Regions from separate parts of the Homo sapiens genome. Here region 1 is linked to region 2. Evidence: read pairs that join two places in POLR2A ChIA-PET (ENCODE). Cell type or tissue: GM12878. All regions are shown on one strand. Each heading gives the region's core, and the rest is flanking DNA. Links, peaks and the distances in the headings are about the cores only. Region 1 overlaps SAR1A (secretion associated Ras related GTPase 1A). Region 2 holds the start of NPFFR1 (neuropeptide FF receptor 1).

Region 1 (4,925 bases), core at 926-4,925, 120 kb before region 2:
AACTTGTGTGTAGGCGTCTTGACACATTCCTCTGCTCAGCCCTTAGGGAGACTAGGCCTGACAAGTGGTTCAAGGCCCCAGGCCAGTTATCTCAACCTACCATATTTAACCCAGCATGCCTTATAAATATTACTTGGTTTTTTGCTTGTGACATGAAACGATAAAGGCTGGGAAGCAGTGATTTAATTGTACTATCATTTCTAAGCCATTAATTTCTAGCCCTTGCAATAGAATGAATAACGAACCATCTCTACATCAGTTAATAATGGTTACCTTTAAAGAGTGGAGCTAGGAAAAAGAGGTTGAAGGAACTTTCCATTTTACTTTCCGTAGTTCTATACTGATTTTGTTACATCGAACTTGCTCTCCTTTTATAAGTTAAAATTTTTAAGTTATACAAAAAAAAAAAAAGGAAACCTCCAGATGTACAGTACTTTAGTAACTTTTATAAAATGGTGGCTAGGTTATTATGTAAAAGTGTTTTTGTTAAGTAGATTTTCCTCAGTCAAATAAACAAAACTAATTACATCAATACATTTCCCTTCTTACTTTTAACAAAACCTGAAACCTAAATTTATCACACCAAACAATCTACAATTCCCAGTTCAGGTATATAAAACCATCTGGCGTCTGGTCCTTCTACATTCTCCAGATGGTCTAGGTTCAGTCTTATCTTGCTCTGAATTTAAATTTGTAAGCAGTTACAAATCCTTTTGTGGAAGCAGCAGAAAGGACACCATATACCCATTCTTACCCAAATGAAAAAAATACAAGCTCCTTACAGAAAAAAAGGAAACAAAATCATTTCTAATCCCTCTATCAAAACACACCCCTTGTCAATATTTTGATATTTTCTTCCAGCCTCTTTTCTTTACTGGTATTTTATGTGATTATGATCATAATATACATGATTTTTCAGGGCATAAATATTAAATAAATTAATTAAAATGTAATTATATGTTAATGAAATCACTGACTATAAAATTATTAGGCTTAACAACTAGAAATGACCAATGTTATATTTTACTATACATTTTTTAAAAACTGTATTAGGCTGGGCACAGTGGCTCACGCCCATAATCCCAGCACTTTGGGAGGCTGAGGCAGGTGGATCACCTGAGCTCAGGAGTTGAAGACCAGCCTGGGCAACATGGCGGAAACCCAGTCTCTACAAAAAACAGGTGGGAGGATTGCTTGAGCCCAGGAAGTAGAGGTTGCAGTATGCCAAAATTGTGCCACTGCACTCCAGCCTGGGCAACAGAGCAAGACCCCATCTCAAAAAAAAGAAAAAAACGGTATTAGCTCAACCTAATGTTTCAAAACAAGACTTCTCCACTCAGTGTAATAACAAGTAAGTAAATCTGACAGAATCTCAATAGTTCCTTTTCCCTACTTTCCCAGAATATTTATTCTCACATCTTAAATGTTTTACTCCTATACCTACGGTCTTGTCAAATGTGAACTGAGTGCCCATCAGACAAAGATGACACTCTGTATGTCTCTAAACACCTGATAGGAATCTGGAAACCAAAGACATAGCCTGAGTAGGCAAAAAGCACTTCTGAGGAAAGCAAAAAGGTAGAAGGAAATGTTCCACCAACTGTCTGAAATGGATAGAATATACAAAATATCAACTTGTATCAGAGTAATCACACATAGTCACTGTATTACTTTTGCAACTTTTGACAAGTCTGAAATTACTTATAAATATTTAATTTCCTACATACTTTCACTCCATTGAATAAAGGATGCAAAAATGACTTCATAACTAGATATATGATACCGTATACCTGGTCAAGATGAAAAAAATGGTATAAAAGAGATTATCAGGACAACTGACCAAAAAAAAAAGGAAATACAGAGTGGATAAAAATAAAACTTCCTGGATTTGATAACTATTATGATTATATACAAGGAAATATCTTTGTTCTTAGAAAATGGCACTAAAGTATTAAAGAGTAAAGGGGCATGATATGCTCACCAACACTTCATTAAAAACAAGCATTAATATGTATTATATAAAGAAGAGGCACTAAAGTATTAAAGAGTAAAGGGGCATGATATGCTCACAAACAGTTCATAAAAAATAAGCATTAATATGTATTATGTAGGGAGGAGGAGACTAACAAATTTGAGCAAAAGGTATAGAAGAAAATATACTGGCTTAGGGCAAGCCTAGTTAAAATGATGAAATAATTACTCTTGTTGAAGCAATACATATATCTTTTAACATATTTTCCAGTTACAAGGTAAATTACATTAATAAGTAAAAATGTAGTAAAGATTAAAATGGCAAGATGCTGTCCTGCTTTGTAAAAATTTTCAGTCAAGATTTGAGTTGAGTTTGGCTATATCAGGCAAATACTTAAAAGTTCATGAATAGTTATACATTATGGCTAACTTTATCCCAGCTCAATAGGGTAATATTGAAGGGGACTTCTGTGTATTATTTAATGCAACTTTTGACAAGTTTGAAATTACTTAAAAAAATAAATGAATAAAACAACTTCACTAAAGTAATAAGATCCTAATTCTAAAATGTAAGTAATTTAAAAGGTAAAAATGACACACTGCTTTTAAAAGGAGCTGGGAGGCACAAAAAAAATAAGTCAATAAACATGCTTTCCACTGAGTCATCACTTACCTTGCTCGTGCCCACCAAGATCAAAAGTTGTAAAGGTCATTCCAGCAATTGTTAGCTCTTCTGATGCTGAAAAATTGTTTAAAAAGAAGAAAAAAACTTGTCAACTCAACAACCCCCAACTACTAGTACTATAAGCCAATATCAATGCTTTCATCTTGTAAAGAAAAAGATACAAGAAGTTGAGTGTGGTGGTACCCGCCTGTAGTTCCAGCTACTCAGGAGGCTGAGGGCAGGAGGATAATCTGAGCCCAGGATTTTTGAGACCAGCCCAGGCAACGCCCCACTCCCAACAAAGAAAAGGAATACAAGGGTGAAATGTTCTTAAACTATTCTAAAAGCCAAAGGTTTCTTTTCTTCCAAGCTATTTTCCACTTCTTAGAAGTAGGTATAGGAGAGGTGTCCCTTTACAGGACCAGTGACAACAGATAATGACAAAGTTCCAGAGGTTTAGATCTGAAAGTACATAACCTGAGTGTGTCTTACAGGGAACTTTCTCGTATGAGTTGGCTTTTGGGACTTCAGTTAATAAAAGAACTCCACCAACTAGGGATTCATCCTCCACGCCTAACACTGACCTTTAAAGATCAAAAGGTCACCTGATATTTTCAAACCTACTCGGATGTAGTGTTGGAACATGTTGGCCCAATCTGTCATCTTTGAGCATGTGAAGAAGAGTGGTTTTGCCTGCATTATCCAAACCTAAGAATACAAGTTTTCCAGATTTCTTGTACAGTCCTAAAAGAGAAAAAAATTGTTAACACATTTGCTCTCTACAGACCAAAGCCTATTTGTAGTTAAATTACTGAGGGAAAGGCACAAACTTTGAAACCTGTATTTCAAGGAAATGGCTTTACCTAGGAACTGGAGCACACTGCTGAAGCCATTGTAGATCCACTCAAAGATGAAAGACATTATTAATGCTTACTACCTGTATAAAATATGAAAGTAGCAAACATTAGCTTTCTGAATGACAGTACAATTGTGGAGAGGTTAACTCTTGTTCCCTAGCCATGATGCACATTTATAGTCTCTTGTTTTCGGGAATAAGAAAGCAGGCCAGGCATGGTGGCTCACACCTGGAATCCCAGCATTTGGGAAAGCCAAGGCAGGCGGATCACTTGAGCCCAGGAGTTCACAACTGGCCTGGGCAAGAAAGCTGGACTCAATCTCTACAAATAACTAAAAAAATAGCTGGACATAATGACACACACCAAGAGTCCCAGCTACTCAGGAGGGTGAGACAGAAGAATTACTTGAACCCAGGGGTTTGAGGCTGCAGTGAGGCATGACGGTGCCACTGCACTCACTTGGGCAACAGAGGGAGACTCTGATAAAAAAGACAGGACAGGACAGGAGAAAGGAAAGGGAAGGGAAAGGGAAAGGGAAAGGGAAAAGGAAAGGGAAAGGGAAAGGGAAAGGGAAAGGAAAGGAAAGGAAAAGAAAAGAAAAGAGAGGGGAGGGGAGGCGGGGCAGGGGAGGAGGGGGAGGGGAGGAGGGGAAGGGGAGGAGGGGATGGAAGGGGAGGGGAGGAAGCAAAGTAAAGAGAAACTAATATTCTTTCTTGACACAGATTTTGCAATCTGGAGGAGAGTCTAGAATCCTTATATGTGCAAAAATAACTTGTTTCCTAATAGTTTTTGATCTATGATACTCAGAGAACTAGGAGTTAAAAATATAAAGGCATACCTCATTTGATGATACTTTGTGGATCCTGAGGTTTTCTGGTTTTTTTACAAATTGAAGGTTGGAAGCAGCCCTGAGTTGAGTAAGTGTATCAGTACCATCTTCTAACAGCATGTGCTCCCTTCATGTCTCTATGTTACATTTTGGTAATTCTCACACAATATTTCAAACTTTTTCATTATTCTTATATCTGTCATCATGATCTATGATCAGTGATCTTTGGTATTACTAGTATAATTGTTTTGTTGTGCCACAAACCACAACCATAGAAGACAGCAAACTTGACTTCCTCCACAGTCCTGCCCCCACCCCAAGCCTCCCTATTCTCCAAGTGAAAGTAACAGGTCTCTCCCTTGAAAGCAAAAGTTAGAAATGATTAAGCTTAGTGACGAAGACACATCAAAACCTGAGATAAGCCAGAAGCTAGGCCTCTTGCACTCAACAGTTACCCAAATTGCAAATGCAAAGGAAAAGTTCTTGAAGAAAATTAAAAGTGCTACTCCAGCAAACCCATGAACGTCAAGAAAATGAAACAGCCTTATTGCTGATAAAAAATAATAATAAAATAAAAACACGAGGTAAAAAAGCAAGTGCTGAT
Region 2 (17,288 bases), core at 5,005-9,004:
AGACTGGAGTGCAATGGCTTCGATCTTGGCTCACTGCAACCTCTGCCTCCTGGGTTCAAGTGATTCTCCTGCCGTAGCCTCCTGAGTAGCTGGGATTACAGGTGCATGCCACCACACCCAGCTAATTTTGTATTTTTAATAGAGACAGTGTTTCACCATGTTGGCCAGGCTAGTCTCAAACTCCTGACCACAGGTGATCCACCTGCCTCAGCCTCCCAACCCTCATTGCATTTTAAATACAATCCACGCTCCTTACCAAGGCCTCCAAAACACTTCATGGTCTGATCCCTGTTGACATCTCTCTGACCTCACCCAGTGCCACTCTCCCCTTTGCCCATTATGCTCTGGTCACTTTGCCATCTGCTTAGCTCCTCACGCACTCCTGCTTCTTCCAACCCCAGGGCCTTTGCTCGTCCCTTCCTTTAGCTCTCAGCATAAATGTTGTCTTCCCATAGCATCTGGTTTATGTTCATCAATCTGTCAATAGTTTGTGTGTTTCTAGGTTGATTGTCTTTTTCCCCATGCTTGACAGCACCTGCAAAGCAAGGATCTTCCCTGTCTTGTTGGTGGCAGTGTCCTCAGCATCTTGTCAGTGCCTGCCCAAAGTAAATGGTTCAATAAACAGCTAATAATTATGGAATAAATAAATATCTGTAGGAAGGAAAAAAAGAAAGGAAGGTGGATCCTTATATCAGGTGAGAGGGTCCTGCTGCAGGCAGGCAGTGCTGATGTTGGAAGGCCTTCTCCAGGCCCCTCCAGAAAGAACCCCCATGAGAGGCATCACTCATCCCAGCACCTGTTGGGAGACTTGCTTACCCCTGCCGAGCCTCAAAATTAGCTCTGAATCATCTCCCATGACTGGGGGGATCTGTGGGTATGGATGGGCAGAGGAAACTGCCAGAACCTTTCAGGCTAGACTCCAGTCCATTTCCCCCACTATCCTTCACTTGGCCCTCAAGTAAGCTCATCTTCCGAAGTCTGTCCTGAGAAGTATCTGGGAGTGACCCTGCCCATTGCTAGAGCCTCAGCAGAGCCTGGGCATCATTTCTAGACAGGGCCCAGATTCCAGCACTGCACATGAATCCTTTCTGGAGGAGGAAAAACTCCTTCCCATTCCTGGCAATTCCACTGGACTGGAGGCAGGCAGGCCTCCCACCCCATCTGGGCTGCATGCTAGCAGCCAGAGACCTCATTGACACCTTGGATTTGTCCTTCCTGGGATCTGCCAGGTGCCCTTGTAATTACAGCCTGTGAAATTTTCATCCTTGAACCCGGTGAAGCCATTCCTCTACTGGAGGAGCTTCCCCATCTCAGGGTGTAATAATGGTTGTCTCCAGGGTACCCAAGAGAGATCAGGGTGTATAGTTCTCAAAGAGGGGTCCCGACCAGCAGTGTCAGCATCACCTGGAACTCATTGGAAACAGAAATTCTTGGGCCACAACCCTGGCCTTGGGAACCAGAAACCCTTGGGACTGGGGCCTAGCTATCTCTGTTTTACATTTTGAAGCATCCTTCAGATGATTCCAACGCACACTGTGGTTTGAGAACCACAGAATTAAAAGCCTTGAACTAAAGACACCTCGAGTGGATACACACAGTCTGGGAAGTCCCAGCCCTTCTTCCTGCCTCCTTACCTCTGTGCAAACTCAGCATTCTCATATTTAAAATAGAAACAGAGGCCAGGTGCCATGGCTCACCCCTGTAGTCACAGTACTTTGGGAGGCCAAGGTGGGAGGATCACTTGAGCTCAGGGGTTTGAGACCAGCCTGAGCAACAGAGTGAAACCCTGTTTCTACAAAAAATTAAAAAATTAGCCAGATGTGGTGGTGCGTGCCTGTAGTCCCAGCTACTCTGGAGGTTGAGGTGGGAGGATCGCTTGAGCCTGAGAAGTCAAGGCTGCAGTGAGCTATGATTACACCACTGCACTCTAGCCTGGCTGACAGATCAAGACTCTTTCTCAAATAAAAAATAAAAAATAATTAAAAAATAGAAAATAAAACAGAAAAACAGACATTTTCTGGGTGTGACCTAGGGTAGGTCATGTCATCTCCCTGGAAGCCAGACTCCTTATTGGTAAAATGGAGATAAATGAACACCTGCCAAAGAAGGGCTGTGCTGAGGCTTCGATGAGACGACATGTGAGAACTAAGAGCACATCGTACACATGGCACTCTGTGTGAGGCAGCAGCAGCGGGGCTGATAGTTCTGAGCCACACAATGGATGTGAGCATAATTTTTTATAATACAAACTGAAAGAAGTGCGAATGAGAAAAAAATCCCTGGCAGGGCGCGGTGGCTCACACCTGTAATCCCAGCACTTTGGGAGGCCAAAGCAAGCAGATCACCTGAGGTCAGGAGTTCAAGACCAGCCTGATCAACATGATGAAACCCCATCTCTACTAAAAATACAAAAATTAGCCAGGCGTGGTGGTGGGCCCCTGTAGTCCCAACTACTCAGGAGGCTGAGGCAGGAGAGTCGCCTGAACCCAGGAGGTGGAGGTTGCAATGAGCTGAGATCGTGCCACCGCATGCCAGCCTGGGCGACAGAGCGAGACTCTGCCTCAAAAAAGAGAAAGAAAGAAATAAAGAGAAAGGGAGAGAGAGAGAGAGAAAGAAAGAAAGAAGGGAGGGAGGGAGGAAAGAAAGAAAGAAAGAAAGGAAAGAAAGAAAGAAAGAAAGAAAGAAAGAAAGAAGAAAGAAGAAAGAAAATAATAGAAAGAAAACAATCCCTAAATGAATGAGCTTAACCCAGAATCAGTCTGGGTGTTTCCCTGAGTTCACAGGCCTCCCACTGATGGCTTCATCCTTGTTACCATTTGCTTGCTGATCCTGGGAACACGTGGGTGCCCCACCTCTTCCTGAGAGGCTGCCAGTGAACCCAGGCCTGGATGCAGAGACGCTGGACCCGCTGAAGAACACAACACAGGGCTGCCGAGTACATGCAGCATGAACAGGACTGATGGCTGTTAACTACACGAAACAAAAAGTTCAAGTTCATTTGTAATCTAAGCAATGCAATTTTGCTTTGATTGTTGGGTTAACCTTTTCATCAAACAGATTTTTGCTTGGATTGTTCGGTTAAACTTTTCGTCAAACAGATCGGCAATGACTGAATTATTCAATAAGGGCCAGAGCATGGATGTGCCCTGTAGGGAGGGGTGCAGGGTGAGGGGACAACAAATCAGCTCTTCGCAGTCGAGGCACATCTGTCCAGAGCCCTAGTGAGGGACCCGCCCCCAGATCCAGCCATTCCAGTTCTCACGGTTTACCCTAAGGAACAGAGTGAGGTCTCAGGATGAGAGGGAAAGTATTGACCATGGGACATGGTAATGGTTACAAAATAGTATGTACATGCATTATAAGTCTGTACTCTGTATAAAAAGTGTGCGTTTATGTGAACTGTAGGTGAACAGAAAAAATAACAATGTTTGTCCACAAGGGGTGGTGTTTCCTCAAGTGATTTTTATTTTCGGTTTTTCTAGCTTGCATTTAACCTTTCTAATCAGAAGGAAACTGATACGTGTGATAAAATACTGATGATGTCACTGGTTCTTGGCCCTGACTCATATCAAAATCACCTGGCTTTTAACAATACAGCTCCTGCCCCTTCCAACTGGATCAGAATCTCTACAGGGTGGTAGGGAAGGATGGATGATGGGCAGGGGATGGGGTTGTTCAGGCACTGGTATTTTTCAAAAAACTCCCCTGGTGATTTCCATGTGTAGCCGGATTTGAGAACCACTGAACCATACAGCCCCTGCCCTCCCGCCACTCACAGTCAAGTTTAGTGTGGCTTAACATTTTGGGGGTCATCAAATTCTTTAAGACTCTGATGCATTTTGGTTCCTTCACAGATGCTTTCCTAGGGCTTCCTTTTGTTATGCCAATCAATGGTTCCTGTCTGGAGGAATTTATGGTCTCCAAAAGCATTGGATCCGCTCCCAAAAAGAGCCCTGGATTTTGGCACACACTTTCAAGGCAGTGTTGGGCATCAGGTTTTGGGCTCACCCTGCATCCATGAGCCCTTCTTTCTCGAGTACTGATTTTTCCCCTGGGGAGTCAGCCTCCTCCTCACATGGAGCTTTTGAGGGACCGTCCATCAGGTGTCTGCACCAACCGCTGGCCAGAGGATGCCAATCAGACCTCTTCTGCTTTGGATTTGCCTCTGAGTCTTCATAACACAGCTTTTCCTTCCATTGGATGACCTCCCCACACCCTTCCAATGGATTCCCAGTGTTGGTTAGGTTGGCCAGCACTCGTTTCTGTTGCTTATAACCCTAGTGTCTTGGTGAATACAAGGGGATTCAAGTTAGTCATCCATGGACCTCCTGGGAGTCTGCAGAGTCCAGGTTCAGAATCCCAGGGTCAGAGAAAGTGTTAGAGATGGGCAGGGGTAGCACCATAGACCCCCAAGTTTCCTGTTCCCTAGATTAGATGTTTGTGCCCACCTCCCTCCCCAACACCATCCCACACGCTGTCTCTTAACAGGCCATGTAATCTTCCACGGAGACTGTGCTAATGCAGAGAGGAAAGGACACTGACCTGGGAATCAGAAAGCGTGGCCTTGAGAGCTGGCCCCATGGTGGTCACTGACTGCATATAACAGAGGTTGGGGGCTGGGCACAGTGGCTCATACCTATAATCCCAGCACTTTGGGAGATGGAAGGAGGCAGATCACAAGGTCAGGAGTTCGAGACCAGCCCGGCCAACATGGTGAAACCCTGTCTCTACTAAAAATACAAAAAATTAGCCGGGCGTGGTGGCACATGCCTGTAATCCCAGCCACTTGGGAGGCTGAGGCAGGAGAATTGCTTGAACCCGGGAGGTGGAGGTTGCAATGAGCTGAGATCGCACCACAGCACTCCAGCCTGGGCAACAGAGCGAGACTCCATCTTGAAAATAAAAAAGAGAGAGAGAGAGAGGTTGGGGGCTGGGAAACTTGGTTTGGAGGAGAAGCTTGGGAACTTGTCTTAGAGCTGCTTTAGTACAATTTTTAAAGGGAGGTATAGTTAGTTTGGGGTGGCTGGGAGACTGATGATAGTAGACCCTAAGCCCCCATGCCACCTCTTGGTATTCCAAAGAGAACTGGGGAGATCTACTTCATCCCTGTGTTCTCCTTGGCTTTCGAATGTGGATGACCTGGGCTTCCTGCCTCTCCCAACCTCATGGAGTTGTTAATACATTCAGAGAGACAGCAGAGTAAATTACAAAGGGCCTTGCAGAACTTCAGACTGCTTATTGACTGCATTAGCTATCTGCCAGGCAGCTGTGGGGAACCAGTAGGTCGCAGTGTGGTTTCAGTTCATTTGGGTTTGTTCCCAGGGAAGCAAGCCTTGGCAAAAGCTTTCTTAGTACTGCTTAGGAAAGTAAAAAGTGGATGTGGCAGAGGATCTAGGAGGAAGGAGGCCTCTTGAGAACTATAACCTCCTACTGTTCCTCTTGCAGGCTGAACCAAAGCCCCTCCATCCCAGGCACCCACCACAGCAACATGGATTCTGCAAGCCTGACCTCTTTTTGGTGAATGAGAGCAGGTTGCCCTTCCAAGAATCATTTGGATTGGCAAAGGCCAAAGAATTTGAGGGCTGAGTTGCTAATACAGCCATCAGGAGCCCCCAAGCGAGCCCCTCTTTATACTTCTCTTCTACTCTGAGGCCTTTTTATTTCTCCTTACTTCCTGCAGGAGGTCTCCGGTTTTACCCATCAAAAATTGTATTCAGAAAAGGTTCTGATACAAATCATTTACCTCATAGTGAAAACTGAACTGCCTTTATCACATACTGAGCCTGTACTCTCAGTCTATTTAAAAGAATTCCAGGCCTTAGAGAGTGGATGTGGAAGAGGCTTAAGGTGGGAGAGGAGGGGAAAGTAAAGGGGAGGCAGGGATTTCCCTCTCTCTTTCTCTTGGAAAGGCTAAACATATGCCCTGGAGCACCTTTCCGGGTTCAATGGCTGGCTGCTTCCTCAAGGTCTGCAGGTTCAGTTTACCTGCAGTGCTGGCCACATTTCACGTCCTGCTTCAGCTAAGTGTAGAGATTTTTTTTTTCTTTTAGTTAAACTAGAAATGTCTTAGGGGTAGAAAGCATGCCTTGTTCAGCTTGAAATGCTCCTCATTATCTGGCACAGGGCCTAGAACATAAATATGATTAATGTATGTTGATAAGTTAGGTACTAAAGGCTATGAATTCTCCTAGACACACTGCTTTAGCTGTATCCCATAGGTGCTATTAGATAGTATTTCCATTATTTTTGAAATTTGTTTTGTACAACATCAAGCTATCTCTGACAAGGAAAGGAGAATTATCTTCATTTCACAGGAAAATCAAAACTCAAAGACAAAAAGAGACTTGCTCTAAGAATACAGCATGCAGTAGTGGTAGACCTCCAGATTTTGCTGGGCTCTGGGATTCAGGGTGCATCAAATAAGCCAGGACGCCTGTTCTGAGTTTGAGCTCCTGCTTAGGCTCTGCCATCTCCATCCATTTTCTCATCCTCTTTGGGTATCATCAGGTCACATATAAAGACCTCTAGGGTCCATTAGCAGCAATTAGGGATCCTTGATTTGGAAGGAACTTTGCCTTCCTGAGGCTTCTGCTACAAAGCTGACACTTTATGAACAGTGCATGTATCACCTAAAACCTTGCCTAAAACCAGGCATACAGTGGCCAAAGGCAGAACCGGGGTCACTCTGTGCTCAACTGAGAAATAATAGAAGAGGACACCTAACCCCTTTGAGATCCATTACCTCCTAACGAGGCATCACTGCTTGGAGTCCTAGGTTACTTAACGTTCTCTCTCTCCCCATCCCTAGCAGAATCTTCTTTTAGGAAATATTCTGATAAACTTGTTCACATGGATGAGGAAATGACTCATAACAAAGCGCTGTGTCTCTTTTAGGCTTTTGCATTTCAAAAGGAGTCAGACATTAAATTAGAAAAAGGAAAGCTCTAATAATGCAATTTCAGTTATTAACGAGAGAGCTACAAAAAGCTTTTGAGCATGAGAGACCGAATTTAATTCTTTATGTTTGTATCTTTTTTTTTTTTTTTTTTTTGGAGATGAAGTCTCACTCTGTCACCCAAGCTGGAGTGCAGTGGCGCGATCTGGGTTCACTGCAACCTTCACCTCCCGGGTTCAAGCAATGCTCCTTCCTCAGCCTCTGAGTAGCCAGGATTACAGACGTCTACCACCAAGCCCAGCTAATTTTTGTATTTTTAGTAGAGACGGGGTTTCACCATGTTGGCCAGGCTGGTCTCAAACTCCTGACCTCAAGTGATCCGCCTGACTCAGCCTCCCAAAGTGCTGGGATTGTAGACTAATTCTTTATGTTTGTGTCTTAAGGGGATCTGATAGAAGTTAGCTGTGTTGTCAGTTCCACTCACTGTTGCTTCAGTTGCTTCATTTGTGAACTCAGAGTTGAGCAGCCGCTTACATAGACCGCCTGGCTCTAACAGCCCAGAGTTTTTACAGTAGAATGGGCCACTCAATGATTGTAGTAGAAATACTTATTGTAAGTATATCTCCTCAACTCATTGCTGGAAGCAGGACAGATTGTCATCAGACAGATCATGGTCCCAATGAGAACCAGGCCTACACCCATCTGGCCTCTGCCTCCCCAGCAGCAGCTGAGACCCTTCCCATTCTTCCCTCCCAGTAAGACAGGAAGGCGTGGAAGGTCTTCAGGACAAAGCTGGAAAGCTAGACTTCATGGAGGCTGCAGCCCCACAGTGTCCCCAGAATCTAGACCATTTGTGCAGACCTGCTGCAGTTCAAACCAGGGCAATCTGTGCCTCCTGGGCCTCAGTTTTATCATCTATTAAATGGGGGTCTTGTTGTCTCCCTGCTCAATTCCCAGGCTGGTGGGCAGCCCCAGGATGATGATATGCTTTGTGGAAAAGGACAGGGCACAGAGACTCTGGCAGGAGCATTTCCAAGGAGCATATGGAGAAGCAGCATCCATCTGGACCTCTAAGATCTACTGTGTCCTGTGCTGGAGGGACACCAGCTGGCATGCTCCTGTCCCCTCTTCTCTCCAGTGACCCCCTTCCGTACATGGCCACTTCCCCATAGCTGTGCCCACTTCCAGCCAGTGCGGGTGTATATCCTCCCAGCCTTTGGGCCTCTCTCAGCCACAGAGCTTCTGGGATGGGTAGGCAGCTGTGGAGGCCCCTGGGGGCTCCCAGAAAGGCTGGGGTTGGGCTGGGGTGGGGCTGGGGTTAGGCTGGGGAGCAGATCTGATTTGCTGCCCTTCTGCTGACTTGTCCCACAGCATAACATCACAGTTAAGGCCCAGAGGGGAAGGCAAATGAGGGTTACTGCCCGGCTAACCATAGCAACTCTGCAGGGGGCTTGGCAGACTGCAGTGTCTGTCTCTAGATGTTGGGGAAGACTTCTGGGCCCTCAGAGAACCCTCCAGGCCATTGTTTTAATCCAGCCACCCAATAATTATCTTTTCTGTCCCCTAGTCAGTCATGAGACCTGTCAGCCTCCACTTGCTCAAGCTGGATATGGGAACTGGTGAGGAGACAGATGCTGGGCCAGCCCTGAGTGATAGAAAGTTCTTCCTGAGGTTGAGTTGAGTTGTCTTACTGCAACCTTCCCTCACCAGTCCCAATTCTGCTCCCAGGAGCCAGAACAAGAGTGAGCCCCTGTCCCCAGAATCATCCCCCTCTCCCCACGTCCCAGGGTATCCAGCAAGAGGGACTCCAGACCTATCTCATAGTCAGTGTGTTTTGGGACCTCCCCTACCCACCCCCCACCCTGCCCCGTAACTTTCCTGAAGAATAAAAGCCAGATCTCCCCCATCTTGAATGTAAGCCATTAATTTTTTGAGACCTAAATTCAGGACTTTACATTTCACTTACATGTACCTTTCATTTTCTTGGTTTTAATCCAGCATTTTGGTATGTTGAGATAACCTTAAATCTTGACTTTATTGCCTTGTGGGTGTTACAGCTCCTAGCCACAGATTTCATAAGCATGCCTTTTATTTTCCCCCTAAATTATTAATTAATGTCATATCAGGGTTGGAGTTCTAGGGACCCCTAGGCTGCTATCAAACCTTTCATAAAGCCCCCATTGTTGGTCCTCCAGTATCCCTCCTACGTCTCTCAATCAATTCACGAGTTTTTTCTGAGAGATCTTGGCAGTGTCCTGATGAACTTTCGTATTCATCATTTTTCCTCTCAGAAACCCATTCTGGAAGAGGAAATCTGTAGGTTTAGCTTGATTTGTTCTTTTGTTTGTTTTGGAAATATTATTTAGTAAAACGTGCACACTGTGAATAGCTATGTAAAATTAACAGCTGGATAGAGTTACAAAAACATTTACCAGCCAGTTGTGTCTTATGAACAGTTGCTCCAAATGGTATTGACATGATTTTTATATTTTTTTAGATTTAAAATAAGTTTTAAGTTTTTTATTGCAAATTGACAATTTATAATTATATAAATTTTTGGGATAAAAAGCGATGGTATAATTTATGAATACAAGGTGGAGTAATTAAATCAAGCCAGTTAACATATCCATCAAATACTTAACATTTTTTGTGGTGAAAACATCTGAAATTTAGTTTTTGTTTTTGCTTTTTTTAAGTAAGATTCAATCTTTTTTTGTATGTGTGACCGAGTCTCGCTCTGTCACCCATGCTGGAGTGCAGAGATCTTGGCTCACTGCAACCTCCGCCTCCCAGGTTCAAACGATTCTTATGTTTCAGCCTCCCAAGTAGCTGGGATTACAGATGTGTACCACCACACCCGGCTAATTTTTGTATTTTCAGTAGGAATGGGGGTTCACCATGTTGGCTAGGCTGGTCCCAAACTCCTGACCTCAGGTGATCCGCCTGCCTCAGCCTCCCAAAGTGCTGGAATTAGAGGCGTGAGCCACTGCACCCAAACTCAATCTTTATTTATTTATTTATTTATTTTTAAGATGGAGTCTTGCTCTGTCGCCCAGGCCAGAGTGCAGTGGCACAATCTCAGCTCACTGCAACCTCCACCCCCTGGGCTTAAGCAATTCTCTTGCCTCAGCTTCCCGAGTAGCTGGGATTACAAGTGTGTGCCACCACACTCAGCTAATTTTTGTATTTTTTAATAGAGATGGGGTTTCACCATGTTGGCCAGGCTGGTCTCGAACTCATGACCTCAAATGATCTTCCCGCTTTGGCCTCCCAAAGTGCTCTGATTACAGGCATGAGCCACTGCACATGGCCCTCTTGGCAATTTTGAAATGTACAATACTCTATTATTAACTCTATGCACCATGCTGTGCAATAGAATTCAAAAAAAGAAAACCATTTCTTCTGTCTAACTGAAATTTTGTACTCTTTGACCACCATCACTCCATTCTCCCCCACCACAGAGCCACTCTACTCTCTGGTTCTATGAGTTCTATAGTTTTAGATTCAATATATAAGTGAGAACATGTGGTATTTGTCTTTCTGTGCTTGACTTATTTTACGTAGTATAATGTTCTCCAATATTGTCCATGATGTTTTAAATGACACAATTCTGTCTTTTTAAAGGCTGAATAGTATTCCATTGTGTTTACATACCCCATGTTCCTCATCCATTCATCGGTTTATATACACTTAGTTGATTCCATAGCCTGGCTATTGTGGATAGCGCTGCAATAAACACGGTGGTGCAAACATCTCTTCAAGTAACTCATTTCAGATTTTGGGGTAAGTACCCAGAAATGAACTTGCTGGATCATATGGTAATTCCGTTTTTAGCTTTTTGAGGAACCTCCATACTATTCTCCATAATGACTGTGCAAATTTATTACATTCCCACCAACACCACACAAGGGTTCTCTTTTCTCCACATCTCCAACAACACTTACTTATCTTTCGTCTTTTTGGTAAAAGCCATCCTGACAGGTATGAGATGATGTCTCATTGCGGTTTTAACTTGCATTTTCCTAATCATCAGTGATATTGGGCATTTTTTCATATACCTGTTAGCCATTTGTATGTCTTCTTTCGAGAAATGTCTATTCAGATTTCTTACCATGTTTTAATTGGGTTTTTTGTTTTCTTGCTGTTGAGTTGTTTGAGCTCCTGGATTTGTTCTTAGTGAGTACTAATATAGGCTCCTAATGAACAATACATTATTTTCTTTCTTTTTGAAAACGCTTTTTTGTTTTGTTGTGCTTATTATAAAAGAATTCTAGGCTGGGCGTAGTGGCTCACACCTGTAATCCCAGCACTTTGAAGGGCCGAGGCGGGCAGATCACGAGGTCAGGAGTTCAAGACCAGCCTGGCCAACATGGTGAAACCCTGTCTCTACTAAAAACACAAAAATTAGCCAGGCATGATGGCACATGCCTGTAATCCCAGCTACTCAGGAGGTTGAGGCAACAAAATTGCTTGAACCTGGGAGACAGAGGTGGCAGTGAGCCGAGAACACGCCACTGCACTCCAGCCTGGGCAACAGGGCGAGACTCCGTCTCAAACAACAACAACAACAACAACAAAGAATTCTGAGCACCGCAAAAGAGAGAGTAAACCTGACAGAACCCTCACATCCAGAGATAACCCCTATGTTTGTGATGCTCTCTGCCTGCCACATCCCATTGGCCCAAAGATTTCAGCTGGGGTGAATGGTTCCTCAAATTTTTAGCACCCCACCAGGTCTGCACCTGGGAGTCTCTCTGCTCTGCTTCCTCTGAAGTCACAAAAAGGGACAACCCAAAACTGCAGGAGTGGGGCAATACCAGACCAGTGGGGAGGTGAAGCAGCCAACGCCACCTCTTAGGTGGGGTAAACCTCGGGTTCACCCTGCACTTTTCTCAGAGTGTCCCCAGCAGGATAGAACCCCCCAGTTGCCCACAGCTAAAACCAGCTCATTAAGGCACCCATTTCTTGCCTTTTCTCCCTTCTTCATCTCACTCTCCTCATTCCCTCACTTCCACTGCCCGGCATCATCTCCCAAATAGACTCCCTATATCCAAGCTCTTGTCTTAGGGTCTGCTTTCAGAAGCAGGAGAATCAAACAAAGATGTTAGTGACTACCTCTTTGCGTATACACTTGTATATGTATATTTCCAATAATAAACCTATGTAATTTTGCATAAAGGGGATCACACTACACATGCATTCAAAAACCTGTTTTTTTTTCTAATTACTCACAGTGGGTAGTGAACATATTTCCATGTCAATAAAGAAAATCCTAAGCACAGTTTTTAATGTCTGCATAGTATGCCATTGCAGAAGTGTCTCATTTTTTATTTAATTTACATAATTTATGGCTATCTGGATGGTTTCCAATTTTGCACTGTGATGAACATGCTCAGGCACACATCTTTGCAAGTGTGCAGCTCAGAATTTGAAAAAATTCTGAGCTGAGGGAGTGCGTTGTTGTCTCCTAAGTGTACACTGTGTTTGGTCATTTCTTCTGGAATTTTAATAGAGGTCAAAACTAATCTTAGCAGTGTAGAGGCTTTTTAGATAAAAAATTTATATTTCCCTTTTTTGAAAATCAGGACATTTGCCCATCTTCAGTTTTCTGGCACTTCCTTCATTCTCTGTAGTTTCCTCAAAAGCAATGATTATATCTGTAAATACCTCTGGGTCGCTGGGATGTCATATGTCTGGGCTTCAATGAGTGAGCTCATTGTAGGTAACTTGATGTCTTCTTCCTATCGCTTGACTATCTTGGGTCTCTATTTCCTCCTTATCCTCTTTATTCCACAATTTGAAGTAAAATTGCCTGTATCTTGCTCTGCCTGCCCTCGAGCCTAAGCCAGAGCAGATTCCTTCTTGTTATTCTTAGACTTTGAAAGCTTTTTGCTCTTGTCTTTGCCAATTTCCCCCGACTTCTGTTCACTGGAGCTTCAGGGCTTTGCTAACGCCATTCTTACAGATCTGCCAATCTTCCAGATTCCTCTTGGGTTATTGATTCCTTCTTGCCTCTTTTGTGTGTGTGCTTTTCATACCCTGGCTCATTGGAAAACTACAAGTGCAGCCTCACAAGATTTTCTATAAAACTTGATTTTATTTTTTAACAGCAGTGTTTGCAATTACTAATTGGAATTTTGGGGTTTTATTACCTCTTGCCACAGCTGCCTCATACTGGCGTGTTGTACAACATATCTTATTTTATCCTCACAGACACTCTCTGAAGCCAGCTGAATGTTAAGTTCCCCCATTCGATAGATGGGTGACCAGTGGCACAGAAAGGTTTAGGCACTATCTCAAAGACACCCAGCAAGACAGTGGACGAGCCCTTGGTTTTCCAGTTTCTTAGCCTAAATATGGTTCCCCTTGTCCACAATGGCTGAGAGAGGGTTCTGGTAAAGTGGGAGCAAGCAGCCTTATGCCTTGGTCCGCTATCCCTTAAAATCCTGAAGGTAAGGTCCATAGTTCACTCTCCTTTCCTTAGGGAGAGAAATTCTCTCTACATGGAGGATATCACCTCTAGAATCCCATCTCCCCAACAACCCCACCCCTTCAAGCAGACAAAGTCGGTGACAATTCTTCTGAAGCTAATAGCCAAGCTGTCCTCACCTGGTCTCAAATGATTCTCTGCTCAGACAGCAGGGATTGTGTGCGTGCACACACACAACAGGGACTCTCTCTTTTTGTGTGTGTGTGTGTGTGTGTCTTGTACATGCACACACATATGTACAACACAAATACAGAGGCACCCCAGGTCTTTCTCTCTCTCTCTCACTCTCTCTCTCTCTCTCACACACACACACAAGCACAACATGAATACAGAGGCACCCCCAAGTGTTTCTCTGCCTGTCTCTGTCTCCCTCTCTCAGTGTCTGTCTCTATGTCTCTGTCTCTGTCTCTCTCTCTCTCTCTCTTTCACACACACAGGCACAACATGAATACAGAGCACCCCCAGGTCTTTCTCTCCATCTGTCTCTTTCTGTCTGTCTGTTTTTCTGTCTCACATACACACGCACACACACACACACCATGAACACATGGGCACCCCAGGTCTCTCTCCCTCACTCAGTGTCTCTGTCTCTGTCACACACAGAGTGTCACAACGTCTGGCTCTGGACAGCCATGGGTGATCAGCTGCCCGGCCCTCTCCTCTCCCTTCGCCCCATGCCCCGGAGTCGGTACCCTGCCCCACGGCTGGCCCCCAGCCCCAGGACCACTCACCCTCCATGATGCCCCCAGTTGCGGGCTCCGGCGGTCTCCGATGGCGGGAGGCAGCGGGCCCCTTCGGGCCAGCGGGCAGAGGGACGGTCTCCGGGCACTTGGTTGCGGGCTGCGCCCCTGCCTCCGCGCTCCGCAGGTCCGGTCGGTCCGGGCAGAGGTGAGCAGGGGGCGTGCGCTCCCAGGCCCCGGGCCCTGGCCGGTTTCCCTCCCCTCGGGCTGACTGGCTCCCGCGCAGCGCTGCTGCCCGCAGGGCTCAGCCGCCCGCCGCCCCTCGCCTCCCGACCAGGGGAAGGAGGGGGCTCGTGAGGCGCAGTCGTCATGGCACCCGCGCACCTGTGCCCGCCGAGCGAGGGCGCCCCGGGCCCGCCTCCCGCATGGCGCTCTCTCCACAGAGCCCGAGCGCCCCTCCGAAGTAGGGGACACACCCCTCCTCCCACTGCAGCCCTGGCAGCGGCGTCCCGTAATTCCCCACCTCTCTCCCGTGCCTCATATGCCAGCCTCTGTCCCCACTCCTCATCCTTGCCCACCCTAGCCTGGGGTCCAGCACTCTGGGCCTTCCTGAGAAGGGGATGAGAGGTAGCTGTGAAAACAGGAGGGCTTCGGGAGGGAGGCAGGGGGGAGCCCCACCAGCTCCCGGCTCTCCCAGGAGAATGGGGACAAGTTCTGCTAGGTGACCACGGCTTTGAAATTAACCAGTTCAGGCATTCACCGGGTGGTACCCTTGGAAAAGTTTCTTATAATAATACCTGTGCCTGAGTGTGTTTCTGCATTTGTAAAATGATTTTGAGGGGAGTAAATGTGATACCAAAGTTTCAGCCCAGCCCATAGTAGATGCTCAACAAATGGTTCCTTGAGCTGAATTGGAGAATACTCATCTCCAGCCCCTGTCAGGCACCCAGCAGGCACCACCATAAATTTTCGCCACATGAATAAAGATCCCAGGTTCTATCTGCACTCCTGTGTTTTTCTTGCAGCACTGTTTACAATAGCTAAGATTTGGAAGCAACCTAAGTGTCCATCAACAGATGAACGGATAAAGAAAATATGGTACATATATGTAAATGGAGTACTATTCAGCCATAAAAAAGAATGAGATCCAGTCATTTGCAACAACATGGATGGAACTGGAAATCATTATATTAAATGAAATAAGCCAGGCACAGGAAGCAAACGTCACATGTTCTTACTTATTTGTGAGATCTAAAAATCAAAACAGTTGAACTCATGGACATAGTAGAAGCATGTGGTTACCAGAAGCAGGGAAGGGTAGTGGGAGGATAGGGATGGTTAATGGGTACAAAAAAATAGCTAGAAAGAATGAATAAGACCTATTGTTTGACAGCACAATAGGGTGACTATAGTCCATAATAACTTAATTGTATATTTTTAAATAGCTTAAAAAGTATAATTGGATTGTTTGTAACTCAAAGGATTAGTGCCTGAAGGGATGGATACCCCATTCTCCATGATGTGCTTATTTCACATTACATGCCTGTATCAAAACACCTCATGTACCCCATAAATATATACACCTACTATGTACCCAACTATTTTTTTAAAAAAAGATCCCATGTTCTAGGCAGATGAAAGAAAGTGAATGGTCTATTCCTTCCTCTTTTAGGAGTCAGGAGTTTGCTCACTGGACACTGGGGAAACAGTTGGCATCAAGATTCTTCCTAGTCTCACTTCTTTCCCTAGTTCCTCCTCTGTCCAGAGCAGTGGGCAGAGTCTCACAGCTAGAAGGTCCTTAGGGGTCACTGAGTCTAACCCTGACCCAGAGCGGGCATCCTGACCCTAATCCCCAGCAAGAAGTATCCCCAGCAATGGGTACCTCTGCCATCATGTCCCTCTCTCTTCCCCTAGGGCAGCCCTTCAGAGGTCAAGTGGGAGGGAAGTTGCTCCTTCAACGCTGCTGTTCTACTGGAGAAACACAAGAATTTCACTGGGCTTTTTTCTTTCTGTGACTTGCCTCAGTCTCTTCATCTGTAAAATGGGCATAATAATGGCACCTATCTCCTATAGTTGTGAAGATTAAAGCAGTTACTATATACAAAGCATGTGAAACAGTGCTTTGCATATAGACAGTACGCAAGAAATATTATTCATCTTATCACTATCTTGAGTCCACCTCCCTGTAGAAGTGCTCACATTTCTTGAAGTCCCTCTGATAAAACCCAGAAGTATGTCAGGTCATATTAAGCCCCCTTGAGCAATGCAGAGTTTGAGGCACTGTGCTGTAAAGTCTGTATAGCCCAGCACTGCCATTTAGAGTTGGTGCGCTTTGGGAAATTTATATGTCTTTGTGCCTGAGTTTCCTCTCATCTACAAAATAGGGATAATAGTACCTACCATGTAGGGTTATGAGAATTAAATGAGTTAATATATGTAAAGCCCTGACAACATGTAGGTACTCAATAAATATGAGCTACAATTACAGGGGCAATAGAGTTTTTTTTTTTTTTTTTTTTTTTTGATAAGGTCTTACTCTGTCACCCAGGCTGGAGTGTAGTGGCACAATCTCAGCTCACTGCAACCTCTGCCTCCCAGGTTCAAGTGATTCTCCTGCCTCAGCCTCCCTAGGAGCTGGGATTACAGGCATCCACCACCGCAACCAGCGAATTTTTTCGTATTTTTAGTAGAGACGGGGTTTCACCATGTTGGCCAGGCTGGTCTTGAACTCCTGACCTCATGTGATCCACCTGCCATGGCCTCCCAAAGTGCTGGGATTACAGGCTTGAGCCACCATGCCCAGCCGGGGCACTAGACTTTGAATAATGCAGTCTCACTTTTTCGCTTTCTTCCCTTTCCTTCCTTCTTTCCTCAGCAGCCACATCATTCTAGCGCCTTGTGGTCAATTGCTCCACCATCTTTTTTATTTGAATAGTTCCAGATCATAGAGCCTTTTCTTCCTTTTCCCTCCTCTTCTACAGACATTTTTCTTCTACCATTAAAACCTTCCTATAGTGTCAAGTCCACGTGGTACCAGACAAAACAAATTTCGTGGATCTAGCCTTGGAGAGCAGGCAGGGCAGTGTGTCTGAGTGTGAATTCTATCTCTACTATTTGTTAGCTGTGTGACCCAGGGTAAGTCACTTAAGCCCTCTGATATGGTTTGGCTACGTCCCCATCCAAATCTTACCTTGAATTGTAGCTCCCATAATTGCCATGTGTT

What was found. ChIA-PET counts read pairs that join two places held together with the same protein. Peaks named below come from ENCODE experiments on the same cell type or tissue, not always from the same donor. Only the 100,000 strongest peaks of a DNase experiment are listed, where the experiment ranks them.
Region 1: POLR2A ChIA-PET joins it to region 2 with 5 read pairs; 6 of 35 experiments call an interaction of 5 or more read pairs at or near these places.

What each region holds. Positions count from the first base shown.
Region 1 is chr10:70,158,360-70,163,284 of GRCh38, forward strand. It overlaps SAR1A (secretion associated Ras related GTPase 1A), which reads right to left. Exons shown (of 7, transcript NM_020150.5): 2 at 3,499-3,572; 3 at 3,260-3,379; 4 at 2,645-2,710. The coding sequence starts at 3,556. Among named protein-coding and RNA genes, the nearest start is that of SAR1A, 9.7 kb to the right of the region's middle. In GM12878, for the core only: no CTCF peak of the experiment used is centred there; a DNase peak (open chromatin) is centred at 4,662; H3K4me3 peaks cover 68 bases; H3K27ac peaks cover 564 bases.
Region 2 is chr10:70,269,554-70,286,841 of GRCh38, forward strand. It overlaps NPFFR1 (neuropeptide FF receptor 1), which reads right to left and starts at 14,451. Exons shown (of 4, transcript NM_022146.5): 1 at 14,117-14,451. The coding sequence starts at 14,123. RefSeq lists enhancers at 3,582-3,681, 13,658-14,159. In GM12878, for the core only: no CTCF peak of the experiment used is centred there; a DNase peak (open chromatin) is centred at 5,259.